2 separate regions of the Mus musculus genome follow, and region 2 is linked to region 1. A link is a loop called in an ENCODE intact Hi-C map of the cell type or tissue named here. Cell type or tissue: heart. All regions are shown on one strand. Links, peaks and the distances in the headings refer to the core of each region. The heading gives the core; the rest is flanking DNA.

Region 1 (16,735 bases), core at 5,806-13,805:
AAATTGTGCCACTGCTCCTTCAGTCCCTTGGGCAGATATCATTAATCAGTCACAGAACTGTCTTCTCACTGGATTTCCGTGTTCTTGGTTTTTCACAAAGTCTCAGCTACACAACTGAAGTGGCTTACCATCCCAGAGAAGGCCCACTCCCATCAACTTTACAATGGTGGTCTAAATCTGAGAGGAGTGTTTACTTTGTCTCCAACTACAGAGCATACCACCAGGACTGGACATCCACCAGGCTTGTGTTCAGATATGGTCAGACATTAAACTGGCAGGGTATCAGCCATTGTCTTCAATATTAAATCAGATCAGAAGTTATTAGTCTATGACCTTTCGTTACTGCTGACTATTTTGGAAGATTGTGATCTTTTAAGCCAAAATCAATAAGATGTGGGACAGGAATTAGATGAATAACAGCTGCCAGCAAGGTGCCAAGTGGAATCAATTGTAGTCAGGACAGCAAGAAGCAATCTCTACCTTTGGGACCAAGAGTTAATTATGAAACATTGAAATGGAGGAGCAGCCTGCATGGTGGAAGGTGAGGAGGGAGACCAGCAGGGCTTCAAAGCTGGAAAGTGCAGAAGGCCCTGGTGCTCCTTGCAAGAACCCCACAGCTATATCCACAAACAGAACCCAGCAACCTCAGGTGAGGGAACCCCAGACTCAAGACCAAATCCTGATTGTCTAAGCCAAACGTGTAATCTCTTCTCTTCATGTCAAAGGAGAAAAGGCACTAGGCCTGACAGTCCTCTGGTGGAGCTCTGGGTAGTTCACTCACTTGCAAAAAGCAAAGGCACTGAAAAAGCCATTGTGCTCCCATGAGACCAGAAGCATCCAGACTGCCATGGGAAGTACCTTCTCTCCTCCCTCCCAGAGATGGAAGGGAGCTAGGGGAAGGCCAGCATTCTCCAACTCTTAGGTGCCACTCTGACTCTTTGTTTTGTGTAGGAATAGAACCAGACAGTCACACAGAGGCCTCTACCTCCAAACAAAATATATTCCTGGTATCTGGGCCTTAACTCTAGCAAAGCATTGTTTTCTTTTATGTGAATGTGTCTCCTAAGTTGAAAAAAAACCCAACCAAAACAAACAAAAACCTTAACTCTTCTTTCAAGAACATGGCAGTGTGTTATTACAGTAGAACAGATGTTAAGAATAGATATCTAATATAGGCGGGGGGACTGGGAGAGGAGAGGGGAGAAGGGAGTGGAAGGGAGTGCTGAGAACAGCCTCACTATCACATCAGGCTGCAAGACCAGAGTGAGGGCCAGGGAAGAGATGTGAGTGGAAGTACCCAGGGCCTCCATGCTGCCTCTGTGGTGTTGATAGGCGCATCCTTCAGCTAAAGTCTGTCAACAGTAAAAGCAGGATGTCTCCCAGGATGGCTGAACAGTGCAAGTGCCATGTGCACTCGAGTTAGGAGCAGCACAGGAGAGGTGAGGCCTCTCTGCAGGGACTGAGGGACTAAGGGACTGAGGAACTTCCTCATGCTGTAAACAAAATTCTTTGCTTTGGAACCTCTGAGGCAACTGGGAAACCATGTTCCTGGACTGGCAGGAAGACCTGGCAGGGGAAAAAAAGGGCTGCTACTCCCCTGCCCTGCTCCATTGGGCAGGGTTAGCAGTAAACCCTTTCAGCAAAGCTAACTCAGCCTACCCATACTTCACCAGGTAAAGATGCTCTTGCTGACAACTGGGACGTAAAGAAAGAGCCAGTTCCTGAGACATCATTTATATGGTACTGACCACGCTGCCATGAGAAAATCTGAGCTCACAAGTCATAGGGCTCCAAAAGCCACCTATGCCTGGATATGGGTGTGTTCTACAAATTACCACGTTTGTATTTGTAGAAATATGAGGCCCTTTTACCTGGTTCCCACAAACCAGGAAGGACCCAGTTGGTCTATGTTACTCTGCAAAATCCTATAGCTTAGACCAGAGGGCAATTGACTGACTTATCCATGCCTGCCAGCACAGGACTGCATCAGGAGCCAGGAGCCAGGCTCCTGCTCTCTTTCTTCTCTGCCTTATCAGAGACATAATGTGGCAGGCAGAATGCCAGGGAGACAGAGCACATCAGACACAGTTCTTCCTCCCTTCCAGATCCCCTTCACCCTCACAACCTCCCTATGGGCTGGATATATTGCACTTTTACAGAAACCAAAGAGATTTAACCAGCTTCATGCCATACACTTCCATTACCAATGACCAGGGTGGGAAGAATATGAACCTTCTCCTATGAGAACAGAGACCTCATCAGTCATATGGCCACTGGGTTACAAGGAAGGCTGAGAAATGGAAGCTCTACGGGCATGCACAGTGCCATTTCTAAGTCACCACTTGCCTGGGGGGAGGCTTGCCCAGTCTGCAGTAATGATTTGTATGGCCATTCAAGGATGTACCATGTCATGCCTTGTGCCAGCACAACTGTCGCTCAAGACTCAGTTTATCTTTACTGAGATGTTCCTACTTCTCCATGTGGGTAGGCTCAACAGCATCTCCCTATACATGGATCCTGAGACTTCCTCTATCTCAGCTCTTACCTTGTATTATTACAGGATGCTTCCCGTACATCCTTACAGGCATAGTTCATTTGGCCCATACAGTATTAAAAGAAGAAAAAGGAGGTACAAACTTCCAACCATGGGCCAAGGAGATGTAATAAATCTGCCCAGTGTGTAATAGATCTGCCTTGCAAGTGTGAATGTTGAATCTCCAGAATCTATATTAAAAAGGCCAAGCATGGTGATGTTAGGTTCCAGAAACAGATAATCTAGGGTTTTCTGCGCAGCCTAGTTGAAAGAGCAAGCTAAAGACTAGTGAGAAAGCGTGTCTCAAAACAAAACAAAACAAAACAAAACAAAACAAAACAAAACAAAACAAAACAAACAACAACAACAAAATGAAGATGGGAGCCGGCAAGGTGGCCCTAGCTAAAGGTCCTTGCTGTTCAAGCCTGACATTCTGGGTGGAAATGTGGAAGAGAGAGCCAACTCCACAAAACTGCCCTCATATCTCCACGTGCACGTATCCATGTATTAATAATAAATTTAAAGTTTTTAACCAGGTAATAGTGGCACACACATTTAATTCCAGCACTTAAGAGGCAGAAGTAGTAGTTGGATCTCTGAGTTCGAGGCCAGCCTGATCTATAGAGTGAGTTCCCGGAACAGCCAGGGCTACACAGAGAAACCATGTCTCGAAAAAATAAAACAAATTGTAAAGGTGAATGCTATTTGAGGAATGACATTCAGAGCTGACCTTTTGTGCAAATGTACTCCTCTTGTGCACCTCCACACGCATGTGTGTGCATACGCATACACACACCAGATATATGGCTTTACTTAGAAACCTAGGTAAATAAACCCAGAGTCATTCTGACATAGTAACAGTCAACTGAGGCTAAGTAGCTTGCCAATCCCTGGACAGCATGAGCACTCCGTTCCCATGGCGTCCACCACCCTCTAGCATTCCCTACCCCATCCAATTCATGTTTCTGCTGTCATCCTGATCCCTACAGGAAGCTCATTAGCCTTTCCCTTCAACCAGGCTTCCTTGAGAGCAGGGTGGGTCTCCCTGGGTACGCTTGACACACAGTGGATGAACAGGAGCCTTGAGTGTGTGAGCTGTAGCTGCTGTGGCAGGAACCAAGGATTCTAAAGAGATGCTCAGATATCAGGCTAGTGAAACCATGGTCCCCAAGAATTGGTGCCCTAGGAGTCTCAGTCTGGATGAAGAGGGAAGAGGCTGAAGATCAGTGCTGGCCAGAGGGGGAACTGGTCTCCAGGGAGAGATTTCACTCAGTTCTGACATGTGACAGAGCATTTTACACAACCAGAGATGAGACAGTGATGGGCCATGATTGGTGGAACCCCACTTGTCCAGGACTTCATACCTCTCAGCCTCTGTTTAATCCTAAGCTTCTTGTCAGGACCCCACAGATGGACTTGATAGGGGCCAGTCACTGTCCCTCTTCTAGTGTGGCCACATTGAATACGTTGTTTCCTGCTTTTTTACTATTGCATGTCTGTTTGACTTTGGACCTATTGAGAACCAGCGGCTGAGCTAGCATATTAGGGCTGCCAGGGCCCAGGCTCAGACTCTGACAACTCTGGTAACAACCAGACTTCTGGGCTGGAAGGAGTTATCCAGACAAACGCCGGGCAGAAGAATCCCAAAAAACTATGGAAACCACTTGACTGCTCACAAAAAAGCCCCACATAGAAGGCAGCTGACATTGAGGGGACACTACAGGTGATAGATTGGCAACCCTCACTGTCAGAAGAATTTAAAGGTGAAACTTGGGACCCTTGCCTGCCCAAGGTTCACCTGCATTGTGGAAAAGCCATTGAGCAAATGTAACAGAACCTAACCAGCCCAGTTCATCTGAGGCCATGGAGTTTAGGTTCCTATTTCAGGTGCTGATTTCCTGAGCTGCAGCATGGACAGCCTGCCCTGGCCTTATCTCATGCTGTGGAAAACAAGGCAGTGACTGTTTCCTGTGATTTTCTGCACAGGATCCAGTCCCATCCATCCTCCAGGTGATGCCTCGGGGTATCACCCTGCCTTTCCTGTCTCTGGCTGGAGTGTAATGATGGTGGATTGCTTTCTGACACAAGGACAGGCCTTTTCTGTCACAGATAGGGGAAGAGTGGAAGAAAGGCCTTCTAAAAGGCCTACACATCTTCTGATCAAGTGGGGCAGGGGCGGATGGGTATGGAGAACAAAGGGAATGGGAGAAGAGGCCTGGCAGCCTTGGGAACCAGGCCAAGAAAGAGCAATGGGCCGGAGCCTGGCATTTGTCTAGTGACCTCTTATAGTATTGCTGAGTCATGGGACATTTTGTAATACAGACCTGGGAGGGACCCATTCTCAGAAACCCTCCATCTCTCTCTGTCCAAGCTCTGGGCATTTGCTTTCCAATGACATTTGACTGATGTCATCATTTCTATTTAGTAAACAGGCCACTTCCAGGCCAAGATGATGGTGACCTCTGACAGCACACACTGCCTTGGTGGACTCTTTCATGGGGTGAGGCATCTCGTTTCCCACTGCTATCCCTTTGATTAGTGCTGACAGTAAGAGATGAGGCAGGGCAGACAAGCTGGACAGAAAGCAGGAAGTGAAGAAGAAATAAGGGGGAAACGGGGTCTAGGGAGGACTCAGAAGTGCTCAGAACAGAATAGCAGAGCTGCCCAGGGAGCTACAGGAGGCAGCCCCAGCTATTAATAGACCTGTGCACTGGAGATGTGCTGCCAGCATTTCTGATACCCACTCAGGATCTCCAGTGAGAAGCTACCTGGAGGCTCTGACTTTTGAATGCCACTTGCTGTGTATGTATTTGAAGGGTGGGGGCAGTGCCAGGGCTCAAGTCTGTGCCACAATGCAAACCAGTCCTGGGTGGTTCTTCTCCCTGATTTGTTAGAGCCAGAGCCCAGATCCTAACATGCTAGACCCAGCCATCCGTCCTCAAGAGGCCAATTAAACATGTCATCTTGAAAGGCAGAGAAAAGAGATTTAGCCAGTGTTGGAGGAGAAACAAAGAGTCCCATGGACCCCTCCATCCCCGAGTCTATCACTGGGATCCTGATGTGAGGTTGTGATTGTTATGGAGGCAAGAGGAATCCATACTTTAGTAGTCCTGGTCAAGTGAGAGTCTGCCAATCATGGTCTGTCTTCTCTGGTCTTTCAAAGCAGTCTGACAAATATTCAGAACTGTGTGAACTCTCTTTCTGAGATCCAAATTCTCCCACTGGTGTGCATCATGCTTCCTTCTTCCAGACTGAGACTTCTGGGGAAATTCTAATTTCCCGGGGACCACTGTTGCAATGGTCTTGTATGCAAAGGGGGAGTTACCTTATAATAATCACTAACATTCATTCCTGCCAGACCGGAGACACTGCTGGGCTCATCTCTAAAATTAGGCTGTCCTGTGACCTGGCACAGTTGTTTCAAGCTAAAAGACTAAGATTAAAAATCTTCATTACCTTAATGCATTAATTTATGCATTAATTAATTCATTACCTTAATGCAGCTTAAATAAACACCAAACCCCAATGGCTCCTGGAGAGCAATTTTAAAGTTACTTGTAGGTTCGTGTTCCTGCCACAAAGTGGGAAATAGAGAAAAAATATTAAAAAGTCACTCAGCACTTCCCAAGCCTCAGAGCAGAGTTTAAGTGCCTCCTGTCCCCACGGTGTAACCAGCTATTAGGGTTTTGGCAACCCCCAATGAGAACATCAGCCACTACCAGTATGCTGAGGAACACTGAGAAGCAGAAAAAGGAGATGTATTCAATGTGGCCACTTCCGGGAGAAGAGAGAAAAAAGAGGCTACTATCCTTGGAAGGTCCCCAAGTAGACACCAGCAGACTTGCAGGCCACGAGGCATAGCCCCATCCTTTCCAACTAGTAGCTCCTAAAAACAGAAGCCGAAGTTCAGGACGCTTGTCTGCTGGACCCTAAGATTCTATTGTCTGTTACCTCTACAGAAACAGAGCAGGAGACAGAGGTAAGAAATTCTTCTATACAAGGCGATGTCAGAGAACAGGACCCAGCAAGAGGTTCCAGCAGAATCAAGATTAACATGTAAGAGAATCTAACTGCAGAATTTGTCCCAGCCTTGAGAATGCCTTATGCTGTGTTAATAGATAATCATTATCCATGTGTCCCCAGTTTGAGTCTTTGTTCTGGGACACAAGAACCAGGAGATGTCACTCAGCAAGTGCCTTTCGAACCCCAGTATGTACCTAGAACCCAGGCTTGGGGGAAATGGGGTGGAGATGTCTGTCTCTGTCATGTTAGTTCACGGACCTGCCTCTAAGACACTGGTCACTGTCAGAGGCCAAACTCTACATCCTGAGGAAACCAGGCCAAGCTCCCCCCCCCCCCCGCAGCTCTCTCATGCCATGCTATAGCTCCACAGCCCCTGATTTACCCAGTACCTGGCTCCTCTGTGCTGCTTGTCACTCAGGCTGTCCCAGACTAAATCACGTGGTGTGGAATGTCCTGCCACCTCATGAGAGGTTAGGAGCTGGCTATTATAACTCAAAACTTAACTAGCACCACAATAAACTGCCTGGTTTATTGAGCCACCTCAAACTGCACTGTTCTCTTCATTTTCTAAATCTATACCTGAAGTCCAGAGCTCTTCTACAGAATCTTGTGTGACGTTGTTTCCTGCCAAGGTCCCAGCAGGTATTCCCAATACAACAGCATTCTTTCCATGGCCTGGACTTCCCTACTGTTGGTTGTTCACAATTCACATAGACACAGAGCCCTTGACTGGGCAGCAGTTAAGTCCCCTATTCACCTATGACTGTGACATTCTATGTTCAATCTCTCTCTCTCTCTCTCTCTCTCTCTCTCTCTCTCTCTCTCTCTCTCTCTTCAAAGTCCATCCATCTCAATGAACAGCTATAGTTAGAGCAGCCATTCTAGAGCATCACATGGAGTTTTACACTTTCATTATCAGTTATATTTTTATGCACTGGTCCATCACATTGAAAAATCAATGACATAGTTAAAACCAGAAAAACAATAGGTGTATAGCCTCTTTCATAACGCATGTGTCTGTTACCTAGAGGAACGAATCTGTGGGTGTCTTTATAGGCATATGTTGTATCTTGTATCTTAAGTTTGTTTAACTGGGTTTTCCTAAGTATGTTCACTCGACACTCGGCCGACTCCATGGGTACGGAGCTCAAGAAGTTGATGCTCACTCTGGAATTCCGTGAAACAGGTTGTGTGCAAGTATCTGACATGCTTTGGTTTTTGTTGTTGTTGTCATTGTTTTGTTTGTTTGTTTGTTTTTGTACGAATGTTTCGTCCTCATGTATGTCTGGGTACCATATACACAGAGTGCTCATAGAGGTCAGATGAAGCCATTGGATCCTCTGGAATTGGAGTCACAGACAGAGGTGAGCCCCCGTGTGGTTGCTGTTCTCTTAACCACAGAGCCATCCTCCAGCCCCCTGAGGTGTTTTAAATTCATCAGTGATGATTTATATAGACAATTAGTCTGCTGTCCTGGGCATCCATGAAGCCAGGCACGTGCTTTTTGCCTAATATACCATACCCTGTTGTAAGCACTCATGTGACCTTTCACCCCCTAAATGGACACTGCAGAGGGGTTTGCTCGACTGTACACCATTCTCTGATGTCACTGGCTGGTCACTACCAGGCTGTTAGCACGCAAGGAATGAGATCTCTGACACAGAACAAGGCGCTTTCTGAGACCTGCCTAGCAAACTCTGCTTGGATATGTTTGTCAGTCCCTCACAGCTGACTCTCCATGTTCAGAATAGGCAAGGGCTCGAGAGCCATTTCTCCTCCGTTTCCCACATACATACATAGTTCTCTTATTGCTGCTTTAGACCAGCTTGAAGAATTTTACGCTTTTCTTAATGTGCTTATTGGTATACCGGAGTGGCTGGTGTTAATGGAGAAATGTTTTTTTCTTCTGCATAACACATTAGTAAATTCTATCCTGTAAGAGGAACTCAGACTACACAGTTAACACAGATTACTGCAGGCCCTGGTAAGAGTGGCTGCTGAGGGGTCTGGTATTGCTGCCTGTAAACTATGCAAGTGTCCCCAAGAAGGAGAGTATTCTCCAGGCTGCAACAGAGATCCTCAGGGCAGGACAGACATCTCCATCCTTATAAATGACCGCTCCAGGTGATCTCTACTGTCCTGTCCTAGTGTCCAGAGTGCCTCTGGTGTAGCAGAGAAGGAAGTCTTAGAGAAGGAAGCCCAGATTCTTTCATGGACCATGCCTTCTGTCTGTCAAAGATACAGCGAGGGCCTGAAGCAGCTTTCCACAAACAGTCCCACCTCCTCCAATCATCTCCCTACCAAGAAACCAGAGACCTTCAAACAAGCCAGCTTAGTCCTTCTCCTAGCTCTAAAGCTATCACAGAATGTTCAGACTAACACTGTTGCTCCTACTTCATCTCTACTGCCACCCCTCACTAGCCCCTTCCAGTTTCCGTGCCATTCCTAAAGGAGCCACAGGCCCCTTGTCCCAGGAGGGCTTGCCTAGAAGGTCACTCCTCAGAGAAGCCCTCCAGCGTTTTCCTTTCATATTAGTTGGTCCCACTTTTTATCCAAGCACCTATGAGTTCTCAGGACCTTCTCATCCACACACGTCCCTTCCCTTGCAGGAAGGCTCAGGCCACTGCCCTGCCTCGTGCACGTATAATCTACCAAGCCTGGATTCCTCTCTAGTGGCCCCCAGTCTAGAATTACAGCCAGGGCACCAGCCTGCTTCTGGAACAAGTGTTAGCATTTTGCTCACAGCAGCTCTGGAAATTAGATGCTAGCCCCAAACCCCGTGATTCAGTCAGCAGCTTGAGAAGGCTGGGTCAGGAACACAGGGCTCTCCTTTCTTCTGAGAGATAGCAGTTTTCCAAAGGCTGGGGCCACTGAGGAGAGCTGAGTGGCAGGCCTGAGAACTGACCTGCATGCTGGAAGCCAACCCTCCATGGCACCGTGCCAACGGTGACACTTAGCGAACCAGGCAATTGCCCAGCTTTGGAAAGGAGGTGCCACCTAGCTCTGGGATTGTGGTGTAGCTAGTGCTGGGATGGGATTGGACTTTCCTTTTCAGAACAAAGACAAACACACTCCTCTGGGAAGCCCATCCTGGGAGAGACTGTGTGTATCAGAGGCCCCACTTCCGTGCCAAGTATTCAAAGCCCGTGGCCTGGCTTGCTTGCTCTAGCAGTTCCTGGCAGAGGACATGGGCATTCTCCAGCTTGGAAATTTAATTGCCTACCATAGCCATGAAGCCCATTTCCAAGGCAAAAAAAAGAAAATTGAAAGGAAAAAAAAAAGAATAAGAAAAAAGAAAAGCCACATGAGTTGTAGGAGAAGTTCTCACGGAAGCAGCTAAGATGAGCTGGCTGCTGCATTTGACCGTCAGCCTTTGTGGGAGGCCAGTTTTTCATAAGCCAGTCCCAGAAGCTGTCGTTCAGAAGAGGAAGAGCAACAAAGACAGCTCTGTCAGCAACGAGAAAATGGAAGTCACAGGCAAAACCAGAAAACGCTGTCCCCTGGAATCATCATGATCTGCAGGATAATTGTGCCAAGCTCGGACGCCCAGGAGTGGACGCTGATGGCCATGCCAGGGTCAGGTGGACTCCTATTGTTCTCATTTCTAAGCAATGAGCTTGTCTTAACCTCTTTCCTGTGTCCCAGTTTTAAAAAAAAAAGTTTTCTTTGTCTCACTCAGACAAATGCAGCTTCACAATGAGCTACCCTCTCCTGCAGACAGACCTCTTAGCTTCTCAGTGAGCTACCCTCCCCTGCAGACAGGCCTCTTAGCTTCTCAGTGAGCTACCCTCTCCTGCAGACAGACCTCTTTGCGTAGACCCGTCCACTCTCAGGGAGCTTGTGTTTCTCTTGCTTGAAGAGAGCAATTTCTTAGAGAAAGGAGCATGGAGGGGTGGAGGGGGCAAAGCTGCTTGCTGCCTCTTTTTCTCATATTGGTGCCTCAATCTCAGCCTCAGCTTCGGAAAATATGGTAGGGCTTAGCCCAGAGGACAAGGATCACAGGTCTCAGGCCACAGTAGGTGTTTAGGCTCGGGGGGGGGGGGGGCAAGGGGCGGGGAAAGCTGTCATGCATCCATCTATAAGGATTTCTTAGCTCTTTGACAATTTTAAGAGTACATCTGGCAAAAGGACACTGTCTGCTAACATCTCAAACTCAACAGCAATAAACAAGTTCGAAGACTTGGCCACTATGGCAGAATAGAAAGAAACCAGCAGGCCTCATCTGGGGGCTTGGGATGAGGAATGAGATCTTTAAATGATATAAAGTAAAAACGAGCCTTGACATTCTTGTTTTTCTTTTTTCCTTTTTTAAGATGAATCTTTTCTCAAAAGTCCGGAGTTGAGGAAAGTGATGACGGGCAGAGGCAGATGCAGACGAACTGGAAACCCACCACAGCTGGAATGAGGAGGCTCAAAGGACGTAGAAGCCCCCATATCCAGCTCTCAGAATACTGAAATAGTGGATTCCAAGAAATTAAAAGTGCCCTAGGAGCCTCAGGCTTGGAAAAGGAAAAGGCTGAGGGGGCTCTAGTCCCCAGAAGGACATTTCACTCAGTGTTGACAAGCTGTCAGACGGCCAAGTAGCAGGCAGGATGGAGCAGAGACAAGGATGGCTCAGGGATGGCTGGACCCGACCTTCCCCAGGGCTCCTCAGTTATTCACGCTCTGCTCTTTGTTTAAACTAAAACTTCATCTCAAGACCCCAAAGATGGACTTCAGGGGAGGGGGGCACTTGACACCCCATCTCTCTCCCTAATGTAGCTACTCTGGAAACAAACAAACACTTTTTTTTTATCATTATTGCTTGTTTTCTGAGGGCAAGTCACTGGGCTCAATGTGAGAGCTACTGGGGCCCAGACTATCCCCAGTTGCTCCAGAAACAGTGCTTGCTATTTGGTAGACATTAAGCACGCCATGTAGTCTGAGGGAACCTCAGGTCTGTCTTAGTAATTCTACTTCTTGTCCGGGTTCTGGGTACTACCTTCATTCTACCAGGGAGCTCAGGTAACTCAGCTAACTAACATAAAGACCAGCCCTTCTATTGGGATCCAGGTCAAATGAAAACAGGGAAGAAAGATGGGGGAGAAGAGAAGGCAAAGAAACTACTGTTTTACAATTTGTCATTCATTTTTAATGCTTGCTGTATCCCACTCTGTGCCAACCTGTGTTAGGTACCAGAAAGATACCTGTGGGTGAAGTGTCCCTCCACCGCGAGTCTTTCAGAGCTTCTGGGATGATGTTGACCACTGAAACAGCACTCAATGCAAGGAGAGCGTGAGACCCAGGTTCCAGCAGGGCTGCTGGGGATGGGAGAGCTTGGGTTATTGACTTGGGCACTCCTTTCTTCTTCTTCTTCTTCTTCTTCTTCTTCTTCTTCTTCTTCTTCTTCTTCTTCTTCTTCTTCTTCTTCTTCTTCTTCTTCTTCCTCCTCTTCCTCCTCCTCCTCCTCCTCCTCCTCTTCCTCCTCCTCCTCCTCCTCCTCCTCTTCCTCCTCCTCCTCCTCCTCCTCCTCCTCCTCCTCCTCCTCCTCCTCCTCCTCCTCCTCCTCCTCCTCCTCCTCCTCCTCCTCCTCCTCCTCCTCCTCCTCCTCCTCCTCCTCCTCCTCCTCCTCTTCTTCTTCTTCTTCTTCTTCTTCTTCTTCTTCTTCTTCTTCTTCTTCTTCTTCTTCTTCTTCTTCTTCTTCTTCTTCTTCTTCTTCTCTGAGACAGGGTTTCTCTGTATAGCCCTGGCTGTCCTGGAACTCACTCTGTAGACCAGGCTGGCCTCGAACTCAGAAATCCACCTGCCTCTGCCTCCCAAGTGCTGGGATTAAAGGTGTTGTAACACCACTGTCGGTGACTTGGGCACTTCTATGTGCTTGGTCCTAGGAAGAACTTTGTGAGTCACTTAACTCTCATGCAAACCCAATAGAGCAGGAGCTGCTATCACCTCATCTAGGCTCAGGGTGACAGGTCTTCCCAGGAGCTTAGAGTCCATGGCCCTGCTGCATACAGCAGTGTTGTCCCACTGGAGATAGTGGCTATCTCAGTTGTATTTCTATTGTGGTGATAAAACACCAAGACTAAGGCAACTTAGAGAAGGAAGGGTTTGATCTGTCCATGATGGCAAAGAGAAGGCATGACAACAGGAATAGCTAAGAGCTCACAGCTCAAACTGCAAGTAGGAGGCAGAAAACATACTAGGAATGGCATGAGTCTTTTTAAACCTCAAAGCCCACTCCTATTGACTTACTTCTTCCAGCAAGGTCATACCCACTGGGATCAAGCATTCAAACATAAGAGCCTATAGGGGCCATTCTCATTCTGGGAATAGCCCGTTGGTCGGGCTAGCCTAACTACTCTGTTCTTGTCCCCTCTCTCAGTCAGATTCACGCCTTCACACATGGATAGAGAATGCATGGATCAGCTGTCTGCTTCATGCTTTCTCTTAAGTACACACACATATGCACAGATGCACACAGGAAGCCATGTATTCTCATGTTTCCACTCTCACAGTGCTTAAACAAGGACCTCCTTCAACTATGTTTTCTCTTATTCACACTCTCTCATGCTGTCTCATACCTATACTCTCACACACTCCCTCACCATCACACACCTTCTCACAACCCTCACACACTCTCACACACTCACACATACCCTCACACACATTCACACATACCTTCACACACCCTCACACACTCCCACACACACCCACACACACCCACACATCCTCATACACCCTTACACACTTCCACACACCCTCCCACCCTCACACATATTCACATACTCCCACACACCTTCACACACCCTCACACACTCCCACACACACCCACACACCCTCACACACTCCCACACACACCCACACACCCTCATACACCCTTACACACTTCTACACACCCTCCCACACTCCCACACACCCTAACACACTCTTATTTACTCCCACACACTCATACACACTCCCACACACCCTCATATACTCCCACACATTCACACATACTCACACACACTCACACATACTCACACACACTCACACATACTCACACTCACATACACATATACACAATCACATACTCACACACATTCACACACACTCACACACTCATAATACTCCCACATACTCACACACACTCCCACACACTCCCACACACTCAGACATACTCTCACACACTCATACACACTTACACATACTCATAATACACACTCCCACACACTCCTACATACCCCCACACATTCACACACACTCCCACACACTCCTACATACTCCCACACATTCACACTCTGATACACACTCACAAAAGCAATCTCATACACTCTAACATTTCCACATACTATTCTCACATATTCTCTTACACTCACACATCCCCATACATACACATTTCCACTGTACACATTATCTCTATTCTCTCTCTATTCTCTCTGTGTGTCACACACACACACACACACACACACACAGAGAGAGAGAGAGAGAGAGAGAGAGAGAGAGAGAGAGAGAGAGAGAGAGAGAGAGAGAGACTCATGCCCCCACCTCCTCCCATTTTGTTCCAAGATGCTTGGTTGACTCTCACACTCAAGCCCTCTAAGCTTTGACCATCTCTTTCCCTCCCAGTCTAAATGCTCCATCAGGGTGTCAGCCCTGTCCTCCTTTCATGTGTCCAAGTAGCATTTAACTTAGTCCTTGAGTTCATGAAGTGTTTGGTCAAAAGCAAAGGTATTGAACCTGCAGCCTGGAAAGCTGCCTGCTGACAGAAAGGCTTTGGGATATGGAATCTTCTCCCCTTGCCCTCTGGGATGCCTGCTCTAAGTATGTCTCATCCAGGGCTCCCTGTCTCAGGGGTACCACCAGTTCCAGGTATGTAAGCCAGACACCGACAGGCCCCAGAGCTGCCCACTTATTCTCTGAAACTGCACTAGCTTCTTTTAATATAGCTAGGGCACCCATATCTCAGCCTATCATTGCTGTCAGCACATGCCTTCTCTTCTTGGCCTGCTGTTATAGCCTCACTGTCCCTGCGTAAGCTAGAGTGCCTCTACCTACATAGTCTCTAGTAGGGAAGCCAATGAGAGCTTTTGTTATAGGAATGGCCTAACAGATATGACCACTCAGACACAGTGTGTAGCCAAGTGGAAGTTCCTTCCTTCCTTCCTTCCTTCCTTCCTTCCTTCCTTCCTTCCTTCCTTCCTTCCTTCCTTCCTTTCTTCCTTTCTTTCTTCCTTCCTTCCTTCCTTCCTTCCTCCCTCCCTCCCTCCCTCCCTCCCTCCCTCCCTCTCTCTCTTTCTTTCTTTCTTTCTTTCTTTCTTTCTTTCTTTCTTTCTTTCTTTCTTTCTTTCTTTTTCTTTCTTCCCCTCCCTCTCTCCCTCCCTCCCTCCCTCCTCCCTCTCTCTTTCTTTCTTTTTTTGAGACAAGGTTTCTCTGTATAGCCCTGGATATCCTGGAAGTCATTCTGTAGACCAGGCTGGCCTCAAACTCAGAAATCTGCCTGCCTCTGCTTCCCGAGTGCTGGGACTAAAGGCATGCACCACCACTGCCCAGCATAATTTTTTTTTTAAGAATCATTTATTTTATGTATAGGAGTATACCATTGCTCTCATCAGACATACCAGAAGAGGGCAACAGATCTCATTACAGATGGTTGTAAGCCACCATGTGGTTGCTGGGAATTGAACTCAAGACTTCTGGAAGAGAGGTTGGTGCTCATCTATCCAGCCCCCAAGTGAAAGTTTCTAATCCAGCCAATTGAGAATATACACAGGTATTTAGGACCCAAGTATAAAACCAAGTATTTAGAGTAAGAGGTTTTTAAAGGCAAAAACCACATTCTGGTATCTCTCTTGGCAGCTACAGAGGAGACTTTATGCAAGCAAGCAGTTTAACAGAAGATAAGATAAGCAGCTAGCTGGAGAGGGAGGTTTGCACAAGTTTGCAGTTTCACAGAACCTAAGGTAAGTTAGCTGGGGTATCTTGACCTTGGGTTCCTAGAATAGAGTGGGGTAATTTCCCATGGGACTGTCTATCAGGGAAATCAAATTCTAGTCAAACCTGAAATGGCCTCAGCAAGAATACAAGATGGAGGAACCCCTACACTATCTTGCCCTGTCATACTTGGACTCTGCAAACCAGATCATGGGACTCCCTGCTAAATAACCTCCCTAAGAATCCACTCAGACTTACATGGTGACCCACCAACAACCAGACTAAGTCAGATGCCATGTTTTTCCCTTCCTGGCTCATGGCTTTTTCCCTTTCTAATGCTCAGCAAAGTTTGTGCAAGTTCTTGGTTCTGGAATTACTTGAGTTGACACTTGGAGCTTCATCAGGGCAGGTATTGCCTCCAGTCCCACCCCACATTTTCCTTTTTGTTGCAGATCTGCTGTAAATGTCTATCCAGTACCTGCATAGATGTGACACCACTAAGAGATGTAGCAGTGATGGGTCCAAGGAACTGGGAAGGATAGAGTTCTGGGGTTTCCATGGTGTTGAATGAAAAGATCAGGATTGGAGAGGGCAATGCTGACTGACTCCCTGGGATGGATGGTGTCTTAGTCAGGGTTTCTACTCCTGCACAAACATCATGACCAAGAAGCAAGTTGAGGAAGAAAGGGGTTATTCGGCTTACACTTCCATGCTGCTGTTCATCACCAAAGGAAGTCAGGACTGGAACTCAAGCAAAGCAAGAAGCAGGAGCTGATGCAGAGGCCATGGAGGGATGTTACTTACTGGCTTGCTTCCCCTGGCTTGCTCAACTTGCCTACTTATAGAGCCCAAGACTACCATCCCAGGGATGGTACCACCCACAAGGGGCCCTCCTCTTGATCACTAATGGAGAAAATGCCTTACAGCTGGATCTCATGGAGGCATTTCCTCAACTGAAGCTCCTTTCTCTGTGGTAACTCCAGCTTGTGTCAAGTTGACATACAGCCAGCCAGTACAGATGGGCTGCAATGATTTTACTGTGGACTCAACTTGCTGTAAGGTCTCCTGTCACAAGTAAGTTTAAGCTGCTATTGAAGGGAGCTGGTCTGAGGAAGGCCAGATGTTTGGGAGACACTGAGGTCTCCCACCAAAAGTCTAACACTCTTTCTTAGCCAGGCAGCAGTTTAGTACTTCCCATGTGCTGGCTGCCCAAGAGATTCTCAAGAACCCACGAGGCCAGAGAGTTAACACCATGGGCAGCACCCTCCTGGGTCTTAGAAGGCCTGGAGA
Region 2 (16,735 bases), core at 3,085-11,084, 130 kb before region 1:
CCACACCATGCATGTCAGAGCAGTGACACAGCTTATCATGAATGTCAGAGCTGTGATGCACCGCATCATGCATGTATGAGCTGTGACACAGCTTATCATGTATGTCAGAGCTGTGATTCACCACACCATGCATGTCAGAGCAGTGACACAGCTTATCATGTATGTCAGAGCTGTGATTCACCACACCATGCATGTCAGAGCAGTGACACAGCTTATCATGTATGTCAGAGCTGTGATTCACCACATCATGCATGTCAGAGCAGTGACACAGCTTATCATGAATGTCAGAGCTGTGATGCACCGCATCATGCATGTATGAGCTGTGACACAGCTTATCATGAATGTCAGAGCTGTGATGCACCACATCATGCATGTCAGAGCAGTGACACAGCTTATCATGTATGTCAGAGCTGGGACTGCTTCCTCTTTGGGACAGTTTAGATGGTGTACATGGTAGGTAGAGGAGAGTGGTGAAAGAACAGGCCACAGAGATAGCAAAGGTGAGACTGGCCTTGAGAATCAGCTTGCTTCTCCTTTTGATCTTTCTCCAGCCTCACACTAGTCTGCAGGTGCCCAGCCAAAGTCAGTAGGCAGGAGGGGGGGGTGAAAAGTGTGGGATCCAGCAAACTAAAAAGGAACAAGCCAGTATTTCCAAGCAGCACACTGGCATGTTAGAGGAATGGATCTAGGCTCTCTTCTGAGGTTACAAGAAGAAAGTCACTGACTCCAGGTCAGAGGATGAGACACTTAAGGAGCAGCAGGGCATCAGGAGCCCAACTCTGGAGTGATTATTCGACTGGGCTTTGTGAGGGGGCTCTTCACTGAGACACTAATATTCTGTGCAGTATGCACACATGAGAATGTGCAGTGGAGTTGGGGAGTCTCTGCCCTCAGGTTATATTACTTCTGTTCAGATCCCAGTACTTCTGCTTCCTAGCTGTCCCAGTTTAGGCATGATTCCTTACTCAGAGGAGTGAAGCAGGCGGCTCAATGGCCTTCGCTCAGTGTTTCTCCATGGCATCTCATCTCATTGACTCATGTTTCTGTGGTGTCGGAGTGGAACCCAGGGCCATGCACGTGCTAGGTTAATGCTCTACCACATAGCAGCCCCCCTAGCTCGAACTAATTCCTTTTACGTTAGGAAAGGCAGAGAGCACCTTCTGCTTCTGACCTACCTCTCACATGGGCTGGGACCATTCAGCAGAGTGGGGTGCCGCAAACTGGAGCCATATGTGTAGAGTTTAATCCTGGCCCTTCCCTTTTCAAGTTTGGTAACCTGGAGCAACTTGCCTGGCTTCCCCTTGCCTCAGTTTTCTAGTCTTGTGAGGTGGGGAGGACTTGGCCCTTTGTCTTAAGAGTTCTTAGGACCATGGTTCTTTGGAAGGAGATGGCTGATGCAGAGCAAGTGTCCAGCAAATGTGAGTTATTACAATGCTATGTTTCTCTGGCATTTTCAGATGACAGTGTTTCATGGTTAAACTGTCCCTTCCCCAGCCTGCTGCTGAGCCAGAGAACTCAGATCTGCAGGGCAGCAAAGAAACGCTTCTTCATCTTGCTGTGATGTCAGGAGGGCTCCTTATCAATAATGGAACAGTTTTTCCAGGAACCCAATCTAGAGAGCGCAGCACCCTGGCTGCTGCAGGGCCTGGCTGGCTGGTGTTCCGGGAAGACGCTGGGCAGAGAGGAGTGTTATCTTGGATATGTCTTGCCTGCTATGTGAGCAGAGGCGGGGCATGCCTGTCTTGAAACAGGGCTCTTCAGTGCTCCCACATTGTGCTACAACAGGCCCAGGCAGACAGCCCTATACCTAACCTGCTGTGTTCAAGGCACAAGACTGGAATCATTAGTGTGGCAGCCATTCTGAGTGTCCTCTCTTCCCTTGCCGTTCATCTCCAAGCCTTCTGAGTCCAGATGGCTTTGTTTCCAAATGGATCCCACATCTTCCCCTATCTTAGGACACAGAGCTCACTCCTGCTTGCCTTGGTGCCTAAAGCAGTGTCACCTTGCTTCCCTGATCTCTATGCAGCCTCCTATGTGCCACTTCAGTGCACATAAGCATGCACATCCGCACATGTATGCATACGCATGCAGACACAGACACACTAGCATCAAAGGCTCGTCTAAATACATTTTGATTTGTCACCCCCATGCCAGAACCTTCCAGGCCTGAACTCAACTTGATGTTCTATCTCTTTACTTGGACCCTGTGTCAGCCTCTGTCCACCATCATCCTATGCCCTTCTGGTCATGCTGCTCCTGCTTCCACACGTGTCCCAGTGTGAGTTAGTTCTAACCTTTGGACCTTCACCCTTGATGTCCTTGCTATGGCTGACTCCTATTCGCCACACAGCTTCTGGGTCATAAATAGAACCTTCCCAGAGGAACTTTCCCTTACTACAGTGGCCATGTGCTTTCATCTTTTCTGCCTGTTGTAGACCTGAACATTTTTACCGCAAGACTCATCTCAAGTAGAACCTGCCTGCTTGTTTTTGCTCTCTCAAAGGGAACCCCTTGGGGGCACAGGTCTGCCCCTCTTGCTCACTGCCATATTCTAATATCTCCAATCATCCCTGGCAAGTGATAGGAGCCAGCAGGTTGTGTGGTGGAGTTGGGTGTGAGCTGGCGTTGAATCCTGCCCTGAATGAACATGATGTAATTCTCTGGAGAAGATTTCAACCCCACTGCTTCCTCCCGTGTGAGCTTCAGAAGGCTCTTACCTCCCCCTGGGCTATTAAATGGAGATAGGAGTCATCCAGATTCTAGATACTTGGTTATTGTTTTTTTGTTTTTATATAGAGGCTGACAGACCCCATGTGCAGCGTTACCACCGAATCAAAAGTGTTGTCCCACTGCACCCTGCTTTGCACTAACAGGGATAATGCCCAGAGGATCTGCTTCTCTCAGCAGAAGTGGACTGCTCGGACTTTAGAGTTTGGGCTGTGGCTGCCAGGTTGCTTAGAGAGACCACAGCCATTTAACTATAAGCGTCTCTTCTGCACTGAGTGTCTGTCTTACAAATGACACACAGTTGGCTTTATAGGGTCCCTCTTCCTCTCACCAAACCACAGGAGCAACAAATTGAAAGGCTGCAGCTGTGAACATACACAGGCCTTGTTGGAGAGACTTCATCATCACATGTGAGGAAAGATGACAAAGAGGGTAAGAGGGGGGCAGCATGCTTCCCTGTACCAGAGCTGGTGGGGAAAGGGAAGGCCCAACATGATGTAACATTAAGGGAGCTGGGAGAATTTGGATTTTATGGCCATGAACATGCAGCTATAAAAACACTTTCAGTGTTGGCATTTCTACAAGAAAAATAATTTTCGTTATTGTGACTCTAAAGCACTCTTATATACTCCCCAACCAGCTTTCCTCAGTCCCATTGAAACAATTTACTTTATAGCCTTGAACTTGAAGTCAGGGTTGGTCTGCCTACAAAGCCAGTGAGGACCATCAGTTCTTAGGAGACAGTGTGCTGTGATGACATTTTATCCTTTAGCATGGTGAGGGCCATCAGTTCTTAGGAGACAGGCTTTGCCAGTGTGCTCTATGACTCTTTATCCTTTAGCATGGTGGACAAAGCACTTAACACAGTACCCAACTCACACCTCTGAGCATTAACTGTTCCTCAGACTTGTTGTTTCGTAAAATACACTTAGTACTGTGCTCTGATGCCCAATGGCATGGATTAAATTCCAGTGAAGGTGACCTTGAACACAGTCATGTTCCACCTCCCAGACCATGCCCTAGCTGTACCTTCTAACACAGAGCGAGGAGAGAAACATAACATGACATGACGTAACATGACATGACGTAACATGACATAACATAACATAACATAACATAACATGACAAACATGTGTGCCTGCCACACACCTCCCCACACCTTACAGCAGTTAAGTTTCATGGCATTCTTGGAAGGTAAGGTGGCTCCTCCCCAACTCACACACTAAGAAACCGAGTCTTGGCCCACTGCAGTAATTCACCATAGGAGCTAGAAATAGGCCAGGCTGGATTGGAACCCAGATCTGACTCAGGACTGTGATTTTCCAGAGTCTGGGATGGATTTGTAAGTCCTTGGTTCTTACCAAGGACTTAAAAATTAGGGGTCTGCAAGACCAACATTTGAGCTCTCTATCCATGTATCTTTCAAAAGGGAACCATAGCTGTTGTTTGTTTCTCTGTCCATTTGCTGGGTGTGGTTAATCCTGCACTAGGCCTTCAGCTTCTCAGCCTTAGCTGGTCAGGCCTCATCTGTAACCCAACCCATGATCCTAACAGAATCCAGTTAAAGGAAGCTATCTGCTGTCAAGACTGCGTAAATATTTCATGGTGTCCTGGATTGCTCTGCTCTGGGACAGGCAGGACTGCTAATGGATCAACCACAGGCACCAGATGTCCTGGAGCTGGGGACAGATAGATGGCCCAGTGGAGAAGCCAACAGACAATGGGCGCTTCACACCAGGCATCCTGTGAAGGACACATCTGTGTATTTATAGTGATCGAATCACAAAACTCCCGGTTTGATCTTTGAACCTAGATGTCAAGGGAAAGCTACTTTGGCGCTTTTATTACCCTCATGTCAACCTCTACACAGACTTCTAAGGAGTGTGAACCTGTATGCACGCACACCCCCCCACCCCCCACACACATACACACACACACACACACACACACACACACACACACACACACACACACACACACATAACATACAGAAATTGACTGAGCACCACCCAATCTGCTGATGGGAAAGCTGAGACAACAGGATTATCCTGATGGGCTCTGGTTCACCCTAGAGATAAAATCTGGTGAAGTCTACTGGAAAAAGCACGGAATATGGATCCAAAGGGAACTCAGTTTCTCTTCCATCAACTACTTACTGCTTATAGCAAGCTCACTTCTCCATCTGAGCCTCAGTTCCCATTTTCTGGATAATTCTTGGGCTTCATGATGTCATTGCTGCCTCAGTTTACTCCCCTAGGATCAGATTGGGTAGAGGAATTGGTAGGGAGAGGGGAGGTGGCAAGGGAGATGATAAGGCCCTTCAGGTCAGTATCCAAGATCTTGGCCTAGAGAATATAGTCTCCAAACCTGAAATGAGGTGCAGCCCCGGTGGAAGTGCTGCTTGTCTATTTCTTAGGAGTTCATGTGCAAAGAAAGCATGCTTATAGTTGGCAGCATGTGCCAGGGAAGCTGTATCCATGAGCTACAGAAACAGGCACTGCTGGAGAGCCAAGAAACCTGAATCCCAAGAGGCAGATAAAGAGATCTGAAAAGCATCTAGCTTGGGTTAGAACCCCAGCCGTCTGCCTATGGTTCTGAAATGACTTATTTAGTACCTACTATATGCTAGGTACTGTGCTAAATCCTGGAGATGTGGAGAGAAGAAGACAGACATGCTCCTGCCCTCAGGCCCATCTAGTAATATGGGGAGGGGTTGCTATTTCCAAAGAAGAGACACAAATGAGACCCAGGGCCTCTGCAGAAAGCAGACAGGATGGGATAGAGTGATAGGTGGAGGCACATAGTTAACAGGGAGGAATAACTTTGACCGGGACCTGATGGACACCATAGGATCAGTAGGAGTCATGTGTGGAAATAGTGTCACACCGCTCTGAAGCTGAGTACCAGCTAGAACAGCCCCCCCAAAGCCCCACTCCCACCCCCCCACACTGAAAGAAGTAGAAATGCCAAGCTCAAGATGGCCTCCTTAAGAAGGCCACCTCCATCTTACTGAGCTGCAAGTGCTGATGTGGAAAGGTAGGCAGTGGGAGGATACAGCTCTGCTCAGGCCTGCCATCAGGGCTCAGGGATCCTCTGTACCACTGCCCTTCAGGCTCCAGCAGCACCACGTCCCCCCATGGTACCAATGGATATAGAGACCCATGTGAAAGTAAAGGAGAATGTCTCTGGTGCCTTTTCTGAAGGAGTGGGTCTCCAGCATCCTTCACCTTCGGAGGCCAGCCCCAGACACCCACAGGCGATCTTAACATCTCTGTCCATAGTACAGCAACACTGTTTCTTTAAGGCTTGCCAAGACCATGCCCCAAGAGCCTGGCTAATGTGTTTGAGTCATATGGTGGGGTGCTGAGAACAACCTAAGTTTGAATTCCTCTCTGGTTAAGACAGCACACAGGCAAAGCTCCTGAGTATTGCTTCCTCTCCTGCCTCTGCTGCTTCTGAGGATGCAATGCTGCCTCCGACCCTGTCAGCCCATCATGGCAGATGTGCCATCGTTCAGTCTTTGTGGATAGAGGAGAGCTGAGACATAGCTCCCCAGAGATGCCTTGTGTCATCTCCCCATCAGAACCCAGCTGCCCTAAGGAAGCTCCATCTTGCTGCCTCTGCTTTAACAGTCCCTAGATAACAGACACCACTTTGAGCCACTACACAATGGCCAAGGAAATTCTCCCCAGCCTGTCACATGCGGCCAGATGAACCTGCTATTTTAGTCGCAGGCACTAATGCCTCCATTCAAACCTCCTGAGGCTGCGAGGTACTGAATGTTTTGAATCAATTGCCTTCTATTTTCTTTCCTGTACGTGAGCCTCAGTGCCCGTTTAGGATAAGATTGTCCTTTCTGAATTCTGGCAGCCCTGATTTGGCTGAAGTTAATTATCTCTAATATGCTGTACAATTCCCTCTGTGCTTTTTATGACAGGGAGTTGAAGCATAGTTCATCCAAGTCTATCATTGGGGAAAACAGTAACATGCATGCCTTAGGAGAGCTGGTTCAGTCCCTTGGTCCTTTATTTGTGTATTTGTATTTGTAAGGAGTTACCGCTGGGTCTTATGACTCACTACCAACCTAGTGTCCCTCCCCTCCCCCAGCCACTCTCAGGTTGCCATCCTCATCTTCTGTTGGCAGAGTGGGGATGAGAACGCTAAGCTCAGAAGGAAGAATTCCTGGCTGCCCTGGAAATTCTCCATTTGGTTCCCTGGATCCTCTCCCTGCCCTTCGCCCTCTCTTTGTTGCAGCTACTGTGTCCTCTGGGCTCCCTGCCAGTTCAGCCAATGGGAGGCCCTGGCACGAGAAGACAGAGGTTGAAGGTTTTCCTCCCTCCTGCCCGGTTGGTGTCACGTGTCTGCCCCTCTCTGTGTCCCTCAGTGGAACAGTGTCTCATAGACTCACTGCCAACTTCACTTCCTTGATACATCCCTCACCCTGCTGCACTCCTTATGTGTTTTCTTTCTGTGAAACATCTGCCGTAAGACCTCTTCCTCTGGAGTCTTGTGAGAGACCATAGGGCTGATCATGTGCTGGGCCTAGGGCGCATGACGTGTCTGCTCACAGCCTATACCATTTCTCCACCCCCTACCCCCACCCCTTCATCCTTAGACTTCATTAGTACTAGTTCAGATCTAGATAAGAAAAAGATAACTTAGAAGAAATCAGACCTTTTCTAGACTCTTCCAAAAGTATGTATTTGCTTCTAATACTTTACTCAAACTTGCCCAGTTAAAATCAATTATTTAGTTTATTTGGTTCCATTTGAAAGACTTTAGTCTCTTGTAGATCCAAAGACAAAGCTGTGTCATATGGCTGTTACAAACACGGGTGCCTGAAAACAACAGAAACGTTCGCTCCCATTTCTGGAGGTCAGAAGCCTCAAGTCAAGGTATCAGCTGGGCCATATTCTTCTCTCAAACTCCAGCAAGTATCTCCTTGCCTCTTGCTGACTTCTGGTGGTGGCTGCCAATCTTTGTGGTTTCTGTGTGAGACTGTGGAGAGTGGTAGGGCTTGAGAAGGTTAGAAAGCCCATCTAAACCAAAGGAAGCTGCCACCACTTAGTACCCACTGACCAGCACAGGATGGCAACGTACTCTTATTTTTCTCCAAATGGACTTAGAAATTGGAATTTTAGGCATAATCTTTCATTATTAACTATGGAACATGAATACTTCTTAAGGTCCAGATCTGTGTCACCATGTTAAGACACAAAACTCCAAAGCATGCTATGTACCTAAAATTTTAAATTTTTTGATTCATTCAAGCATACATTTGGAAAATTTGTGTGGGAATGGATTTTAAGGGTGTGGGATAATTTTGGAAGGAACATAAAACTAAATCAGTACGAACTTGTTGATATAGCCCATTGAGCAGAGATTCCAGTTTGATATTGAAGCTTGTATAGTTAAAATGGTGCCAAGCATTTGATTGGTTGGCTGACAAATTTGTCAAAAGATGGCCTACTGAGAAGGAGCTGGAGATGCCAAATTTTCCTTGGCTTAGTGTTGATGAAGGGAAATTGCAATGCTGGAGTGGATTCACTGTGTAAAACTTAATCCTCCATAATGGGCATGCCCAGAAGACAAGCCCTTCACAAAATGGAAGGAGGAACACCTGCACAGAAGAGTAGTTCTGTGGCCGTTCTCCTCATGTCAGATCTTAGGGTGAGTGATACGGCTGCTTAATTGGGACCCTAATTGGAAGAGGTGAGATTTTTGTTGTTGTTGTTATTGTTTGTTTCTTCAATATAGGAATTCTCGGTGTGTGTGTGTGTATGTGTGTCTGTGTGTGTGTGTGTGTGTGTGTGTGTCTGTGTGTGTGTCTGTGTCTGTGTCTGTGTCTGTGTGTCTGTGTCTGTGTGTCTGTGTGTCTGTGTGTCTGTGTCTGTGTGTCCCTGGCTGTCCTGGAACTCACTCTGTAGACCAGGCTGGCCTTAAGCTCAGAGATCTGCCTGCCTCTACCTCCCTAGTTCTGGGATTAAAGGCATTTGCCACCATCACCAAGTGAGATATTTTTGACTGAACATGGCGTTGAGTTTGAAGACTTGGCAAAGGCTCTAATCTTGCCCTTGTCACTCCAATGCTTCTTCCTTTTGCCATGCTGCCTCTCACTGGCAGGTGTGTCCCCACTGCAAAGAGAAATGTGTCTCTTCTTTCATGAAGGGGATGTTGGCAAAGCTGGAAAGCTAGCTGGACGCTAAAAATAAGGCTAGGTTAAACATGAGCTGCAAGAAAGGGTCTGAGCTTGGGAGGGGCAGGGGAGGAACAGAGGCTCCTTGCCCATACTGCTGAGGCCTTGGGTCTGAAAAACTTCTGAGTTCATGACCAGCTTCTGGAACAAGAGTCAGGTGACAGAATAGGAAATCTTGCTTGTCTTTCCAACCTCATTGCCCACACCTCTACCCAGAGCCCTTACCACTTCAGGAAGAGTTAAGAGGCACCCTCCTCCAGAGCAGTCTTGTACATGAAGGCCATCCACAAGACCCTGCAGACTACCGCACCTTTACAGAGCTGCCCGCCACCTCTCTCTCCAGTGTGATGCCCCCATCTAGTCTGTACAACACTCAGCATGATCTAAAGCCACTTCATCCATTTCTGTGTTCACCTGTTTCTTGGCGTCCTGTCCCTACAGAATGTGAGTCTGAAGGCATGGGGCCCTGTGTCCGCCTTGTCACAGCTGTATCTCCGGAGCCTCCAATGTGTCTGACACCTGTTAGTCCTCAGACACAGTTGTTGGGCACAAATGGAGAAAGGAGGGGACCTCTCCTTCTGTTCTGGATGGCAACACTGCCTCACTCTGTCTCTGTCATTTGGTTTGCTCTTCTTTCCACATGGAGGGGTGTCACCAACTCAGGAAGTACCCTGGTGCACTCTGGGGGAAACCCTGAAAGGTAAAGGTAGTAGAGCCATGGGAGGGTTTTGCACTGAAAACAAAAGAAAACCACGTAAAAAATGGGACTCAAGAATCCAGGGAGTGCTCAGGAGGCCTGACAGATGCGCAGGCCAGAAGGAAGGAAATCATCTAGACTCTCAGAGACAGACAGCCATCAGCAGCTGTCTGTCTGTCTGTCTGTCTGTCTGTCTGTATCTGTTTCTTTCTGACATTGACATCCTTCCACTCTGCTATCATCTGCACTAGATTAGGCAGTTAGGACAATTTTTTAAAATTTAATATTTTGGTTAGTTACCCATGCAATATAAAATTAGCTCACATCCATGTGTCACTTGCAATAATCAATACAAAACTGCACTTATAGAACCAAATACACTGCAGAACTACAATAAGCCAGAGAACTTGTCAAGTAGGATTAGGAAAAAAGGTTGAATTTGCTGAGACAGGAGGGTCGATAGGGTGTAAACAAACTATCCGGTGAGTCTAGCTCTTATCAGAACCATACATGTAGTTTCCTAGCCTCGTAGGAGCCAGAACATGACAGTGCTTGAAATGTAGAGAGAATATGGGGCTGGAACATATACATGCATACATTATTTATATATACCACATAAAGAAGCACATACTAATCTTGCAGGAGAAATTGGAACAAAAAATAGCCCACATATTTAACATCAATAATGCTAGTTATTTTAAGGAAACAAATATACACGTACTCACATTTTGAAGGACTAGAGAGGCTGAAGCAGGAGGATAGTAAGAGTTTGAGATCAGCCTGGGCTACACAATGAGACTCTGTTTTGATATAATGGAAATAAACCAGGTCTTTGATCATAGTTCTCTGCATGGCGAAATGGCAAAAATAATGCTTGCTTTCCTAAGACTCCTAAGTTCTCCAGAACACATAAATACAAATTTATTAGAAAAATCAAATGCGATTTTTCAAAATATTTTATAGTAAAATATTTGTGTAAATTATCATCGTAATGATTCTTAAGAGACATGAAGCAAATTCTAGAATGCAGGATGAAGACCCAGTGCAGGGAACTGAGTGCACTTAAATACAGAAATGACATGAAAGAGCTGATGGATTTTTGTCATCAAAGCAGAAAAGGCTAAGAACCTCGTCACTCACAGTTTAACACTGAAAAACAGTGAGAGAAGAGACAAGATCTAGTGTTTCTATTCAGCTCCTCATGGGTCACAGGTGAAGGCCAAATTAAACCACGTGGCTTTTGATAGGTTCTTCCTATGTAGCTCCAGCTTAAATCCTCCTGCCTCAGCCTTCCAGGCCTTGGGATGGAAGGTGTGAGTCAGTACACCCAGTACAAAGACTTTTTTTTTTAAATAATGATATTTCTCAATGTTGCAAACTGTGTATTTTTCTTCATCACTGTGAGATTTTCTGTGATCCCTTGCTGGCATGTAAAGTTTTCTACACATTAGAGTTTTTATTTTATTTTCTATTCATTTACTGAAATCCAAATAGATTTAAGCAATTGGAAAATTCAAAGTCAGTATTGCCCAGTATGTATTTCAAGTGGCATTCAATATTTCTGACATTGCTGAAACATCACCAACATGTCTCCATGACTCATTTCATGAAACACATTGAAACTATATGTTCCAAAGTGTAGCTACCTCCCTGCCTCACCTTCTGCCTCACTCTGCCTATCATCTCTGTGATTCTGACTACTTCTAAGTACTTTGTTATGGACTTTTATGATATCATATAACGTATGCTTCATGTGTATGGTCAAGTTTTCAAAGAAACCAGCATCAGTTGCATGGCAACCATTTTATTAGAATAATACTGCTCCGTTGACAAAGGGAGTGTGTGGAGAAAGGCAGGCTATACTGTGGATGCAGCAACTGTGTGTGTTCATATTCAGAAGGCTAAATCTATCCAATAGTCCTGAGTGTTAACATCAACTCTTCTCAGTAGGAAAGTGAATTCATTGAGCTACAATTCACTGAGCACACAATCTAAAAGAGTTCAGGCCGATAGACCTGAGACCTGGCATTTCCTCCCAGCAGAGGAGCAGTAGACAGTCACTCTTGCCACACGATCTCAGTAGACACCACTGTGACGAGAGAAAGGGTAACACACTGATGTAATTATGAGTTTGGCAGGCACAGGGGTCGTCTAGGACTCTAAGCCCTCGAGAGAATTGTCCATTTTTATGCTCAGACACAATAAAGGAGAGACAGCAGAATGCCAACATGAATGGGGCTGAGTTAATGCTAACAGACCAAGTGGACAACCCAGCCAAGCCTGGGTTCAGAACCTTCTAAGCCCCTCCCTGTGGAATTTCCTCCTCTCTGGGATAGGGCAGGACTCTCTGGAATGAGGGTCTTGATTGGTTTGATAACCTGCTGTCATGTAGAAAGAAAGAAGGTTAGAATAGTATTTTTAGACTTTCTCAGTGACTTTGGGGAAGGATCTCTGACCCATGGAAGTAGTTCTGGCTCATAAGGCTCTCAGCAGGACAGAGTGACAGACCAAAGAGAGACAGAAGGCCAAAGAACAGCTTGGCTCTGAGGCTTCATTTGGGGTAGTAGTTTCTGAGCCCAGCAGTCCCATCAGGATGGGGTTAGCCAGGTCTCTGCCCTATAGAGATTATGCACCTCTTACCCTGACCCTTGTGACTCAGATCCCAGGGTACAATAGGCCCTTCCTCTCGAAGGTCAGCCCCTTATATGCATGAGTAATGATGAGACCCTTCATGATTCACCCTGAACCGAAAGGAATGGATCTCAAAGATCCCACACTATGATGAACACACACACACACACACACACACACACATTCACATCAGTTTCAGTTGGGAAAAATGATCAATGAATCAAGATGTATAATATGGTGATCATCTGTGGAAGAAAGAGAGAGAGGGATGGAGAGAGGGGGAGGGGAGGGGAATGGAGAGGGAGAGAGAGAGAGAGAGAGAGAGAGAGAGAGAGAGCATAAAGGGTATGCATGCTGCCCTGATGTTTGAGGAGAGCAGGAGATGAATTTCCCAAGTTCCGGATGGCCATCCGCCTTACAATTTCTTCTCTTTCCAGGTTGACCTCTGTCACACCATATTGCCAGCCTCATTGGAAGATACACACTTAAAATGGATAATCTCCTTGAAGAAAACACCCAGAGAACACTTGATGTCTACTCTCACACTTAAGTCTCTACTTGGAGTCCTGGAGTCGGGTTCAGACAGTGACCTTATCAGGTTCCTTCGACAGGTCATTTAGCCCCTCTAGCAAGAAGAGTGCTGACCCCACAAGGCTGCTTGGAGAGCCAATTGAAGTGCTGGATGTTACGTGTCTGGCACATAGTAAGTGCTTAATGGATGGAGTTATAATTATCTCCTAGCTTAGCTTCCAGCCCATCCCTGAACCAGTCACACTGGTCAGGTGATGTCACAGTCTGGCCAGCCAAGCTCGGGTCATAAAGTAACATTCTGAACTGACTGCAGCAAGGACTAAGCGTTGCAGAAAGGCCAGGGTGTGAGTGGGGAAGGCAGAGTTTCAGAGCCTATTTTTGTAGGCATCAAAGCAGGAGAAGATGATGGTACCTTAAAAGAAGGCGGTGATTGTGGTGTCAGGCTCGAGAATCCCATATTGTGCTTCCTGTGAGCTGAAGGAAGTAAAAAGTTCTCAACTGCTCCAACAGCTCCTTCTCTGTGTGGTGAGGAAGGAAGATCACAGGATGAGCAGCATCTATCAGCAGGCCCCCCCCTTTCCTTCACCACATGCTGCATGTTGCCGTGCACCTAGAGCAACTCAGCCTCTCAAAAAGCGCATACTGTTATGTGAGAAACAGGTTCGAGAGTCCCCTGCCAGGTGCACTTACTGCACACCACAGACAGTCCTTGGGGCCCACTAGAGACTCTCGCTACCTTTACACCCATCTTTGATTGCAAACAAGTCCTTAGGTTTCAAAACAGGAAGTAACCCAACTAGGGTTGCTGTTCTTCCTGGTAACCTCCCTTCCACAAAAGACAAGTCACCTGTTCTTCAGAGAGCAAAGAAACTACTCTGAGAAAGGAAGCATCGGCCAGAGGGGAAGGGATGGGACAGGTTTGTTAACTGGCCACGAGGACACTGGAGTAAGAAACCATGGCAATTGTTCCAGCGGTTTTGAGAAATGAGCATTTTGTTTCCCATTTTACACAATCTAAGTTACTACAAAAGCCCAGACTTTCTTGGTCGATCTCCCAGCTCACTCTTCCTTTGCAACAGCCCGTGACTCCAGCTGATTGCCTTTTCTCTGCACTGAGTTTTATGAACCAGTGGGAACGCAATCTGAGACCACCAGCATCCACTGGCAGGAGATAAGAATGGCCTTCTAACCATGTACACACAGGCACATCCACATGCACTTTGCATATTGTAGCTGGTAATGAAAATGTCAGGGCTTATCACTGTGAGCAGGCTCCCATTCATCACAGCCATTCCCCTCTTAAATTAGGACAGTCTAATTTCCTTGAAGTCAGAGGCAACTCTATCGGTTTCATCTTGCTCACCCAAAGCATGGTAAGACACTATTATCTCACACGTGGCAGGTGCTCCTGTAAGGTGCTTTAAATGAAAATGAGATGGGCTGTATGTTTTTATCTGCGCTCCACAGTTCTTTGAAATGTAAAGGACAGTCTCATCAATGTTAAAGAGCTGCAAAGTGGAACAATTCCTTGAAACTCCAAAGGGACAGAAACATTAGTTTGAAAGAGTATGAGGCGGTGGTATTCATGCTCATACACAAGGCATGCATGTGAGGGCTGCACACATGTACACACACACACACACACACACACACACACACACACACACACACACACACACACACACACCTCTGTTCCCACTTTGACTTTGATGAGCACCTGATCAATACCCGAAGGCCTCTCCAGCCTAAACTGAAGCTTCTCTTGCCAGAAAACCAAAGTTCCCATCCATTAATCATTGTCTAGTCCCTACCAGGCCAAAAATAGACCATGTGCCTGCAAAGATGTCTCAGGAAGCTGCCAGGGGCCTCCGGGAATAGCTAGTGTGAGCAGGAAAGACATAAATTATCCTGAGATGGAGAAGAGGCCTAGAAAGTGGGAAGCCACTGCCAGTGCCTTTATCTAAAACAGTCTGATTTGGGGATGGGGGGTGAGGGGACACATAGAAGTCATAGTGAGGACGGTGCCACTTCCTGGTTCACCCTGAGTTGGAATTAGAACAGTGGCTCCCTGTTTTTGTCTTCTCTGGGAGGCAGAGTGTGATCACAAGTGAAGCATGCTGACCAACCCAAAGTCACTGGCTCTCGGTTTGCTGGTGGGTCAGGAATTCTCTGGAACCCCGCTTTTGTTTTGCATTAGTCCTCTGAGAGCTTGGCACTAATCCTTCTGCAAGCATTCAAGCAGAGTGAACTGGAAAAATGTCAGGAAGAACACAGGGCATATAAAGAGCTTAATTAATTTAGTGAGAGCGCCGCCCCCCCTCCCATAACTCAAGCAGACTTTTATTGACCTGTTTCATGGTTGCTGTTTCGTTCTCATACTAACTGATCAGGACCTTATGGGTTATTAAAGAGGACAGTCAGCCTGACAAAGGTGGGTGTGTTCTCTGCTTGTTCAGTGGCATATTAAAGGACCAAATCCTGAATGTCAGCACAATGCTGGTATTGTTACCACAAGATGGTAACCCAGGCTACCACGGCTGCCCACAGTAACCTGGTGATAGAACTTTTAATTTGGTCACTCTTATTTTGTTTTCAGCATGGCACGGGGTCACGTGAACTGAGCTGTGCTCTCTATAAGTAGAAATCTCATCATCCCTCCTTCTTGGGACAATTCCTCAAAAGGACCAGAGGACCTCCTCATGCAAGGGGGAGGAGCAGTCAACATATGGGTGTGTCATGTTTAATTCCAGTCCCCAAGTCGCCTGGGCATCCTCTGTCTTGTGATATGCATCTTGTCATGAAAAGGAGGGCAGTGGTGATGCCCACTATGCTCATGTGGAACCCAGGCTGTGTCTGCACAGAGGTGTCCTACCCCATTCAAGAAACTCCCATGTCTCTTATGACCCATGGAGGAAACCTAGATGTTTTCTCTGATGTTCAGGCCTGTTCCCACTCTGGCCACAAAGCACTTCCCATTCCCTCCCCTTTGTTTACTCCACCCCACTAGACCCCAAGCCCCCTGAGTGGCTTTTGGTGGGTTTTTTAACAAACGCCTATCTCTTTACTTTAGAGCATCATTCCCTGTATGTATTCAAAAGAAAAAAAAAAGTCACTACTTTCCAGTCATTATGAAGTTGAAAATGAGGTAATATATGAAAATAATGCATATTTTCTCAATAGTAATTGACACAAATCATTTTCACTAGATTTTATTGTGTACTTTCTTATATGCTGGCCATTGTTCTAAACATCTTACACACTTTATATTGAACTCTTACAAAAAGCTGTATGAATAAGCCGGTTACTTAGCAAAACCTATTCATAAAGCAACAGTGATGAAATCTCAGGGATTTAAAATGCTCACTTCATGCTCAATGTCCTTTATGATCTGAAGGGGCCTCTAGGCACTGTAAGGCAAGCTGACCTCTAATGTCCAAGGCCTGTGCTGTGTCAGTTAACTTTCCTCTACTGTAACAAAATCCCTGAACCAATCAATTTACAAAGAGGAAAGTTAGCCAGGCAGTGGTGGCGCATGCCTTTAATCCCAGCACTTGGGAGGCAGAGGCAGGCAGATTTCTGAGTTCAAGGCCAGCCTAGTCTACAGAGTGAGTTCCAGAACAGCCAGAGCTACACAGAGAAACCCTGTCTCTTAAAAAACAGAAAACAAAACAAGACAAAAACAGAGGAAAGTTTGTTTTGCCTCAAGGTTTTGGAGGATTCGGGACACTTGCTTTGGTACTGCAGCAAGGCAGTGCACCACGGTGGGAACATCTGTCAGAGGAAATCCACCCACCCTCTGGCTGTCAATGAAGGAGGAGAGACCAGGGGTCACAATAGCTTTGGCGGCACACTCCCTGTGACCTAAGGACTCCTAGCATGCCCTCACAGCTCCCAATATTAGCAAGCTGGGAACCAAGGCTTGACACACAGCCCTTTGTGGAGACTTGAGAACT

The links. Peaks named below come from ENCODE experiments on the same cell type or tissue, not always from the same donor. Only the 100,000 strongest peaks of a DNase experiment are listed, where the experiment ranks them.
Region 2: it touches region 1 in a loop (4-fold over the local background); 3 of 42 quality-filtered maps call a loop at or near these places.

The regions. Positions count from the first base shown.
Region 1 is chr11:31,706,625-31,723,359 of GRCm38, reverse strand. It overlaps Gm39673 (a long non-coding RNA gene), which reads left to right and starts at 7,933. Exons shown (of 4, transcript XR_872338.2): 1 at 7,933-10,137; 2 at 10,870-11,841; 3 at 15,371-15,474; 4 at 15,898-16,735. In heart, for the core only: a CTCF peak has its summit at 9,558; DNase peaks (open chromatin) are centred at 9,379 and 9,499; H3K27ac peaks cover 1,963 bases.
Region 2 is chr11:31,828,938-31,845,672 of GRCm38, reverse strand. It overlaps Gm39675 (a long non-coding RNA gene), which reads left to right and starts at 8,253. Exons shown (of 2, transcript XR_872346.3): 1 at 8,253-8,439; 2 at 12,689-15,208. Gm12107 (a long non-coding RNA gene) reads right to left here and starts at 13,877. Exons shown (of 4, transcript XR_003949654.1): 1 at 13,821-13,877; 2 at 12,671-13,300; 3 at 9,338-9,616; 4 at 7,459-7,725. In heart, for the core only: no CTCF peak of the experiment used is centred there; DNase peaks (open chromatin) are centred at 6,432 and 7,012; H3K27ac peaks cover 5,260 bases.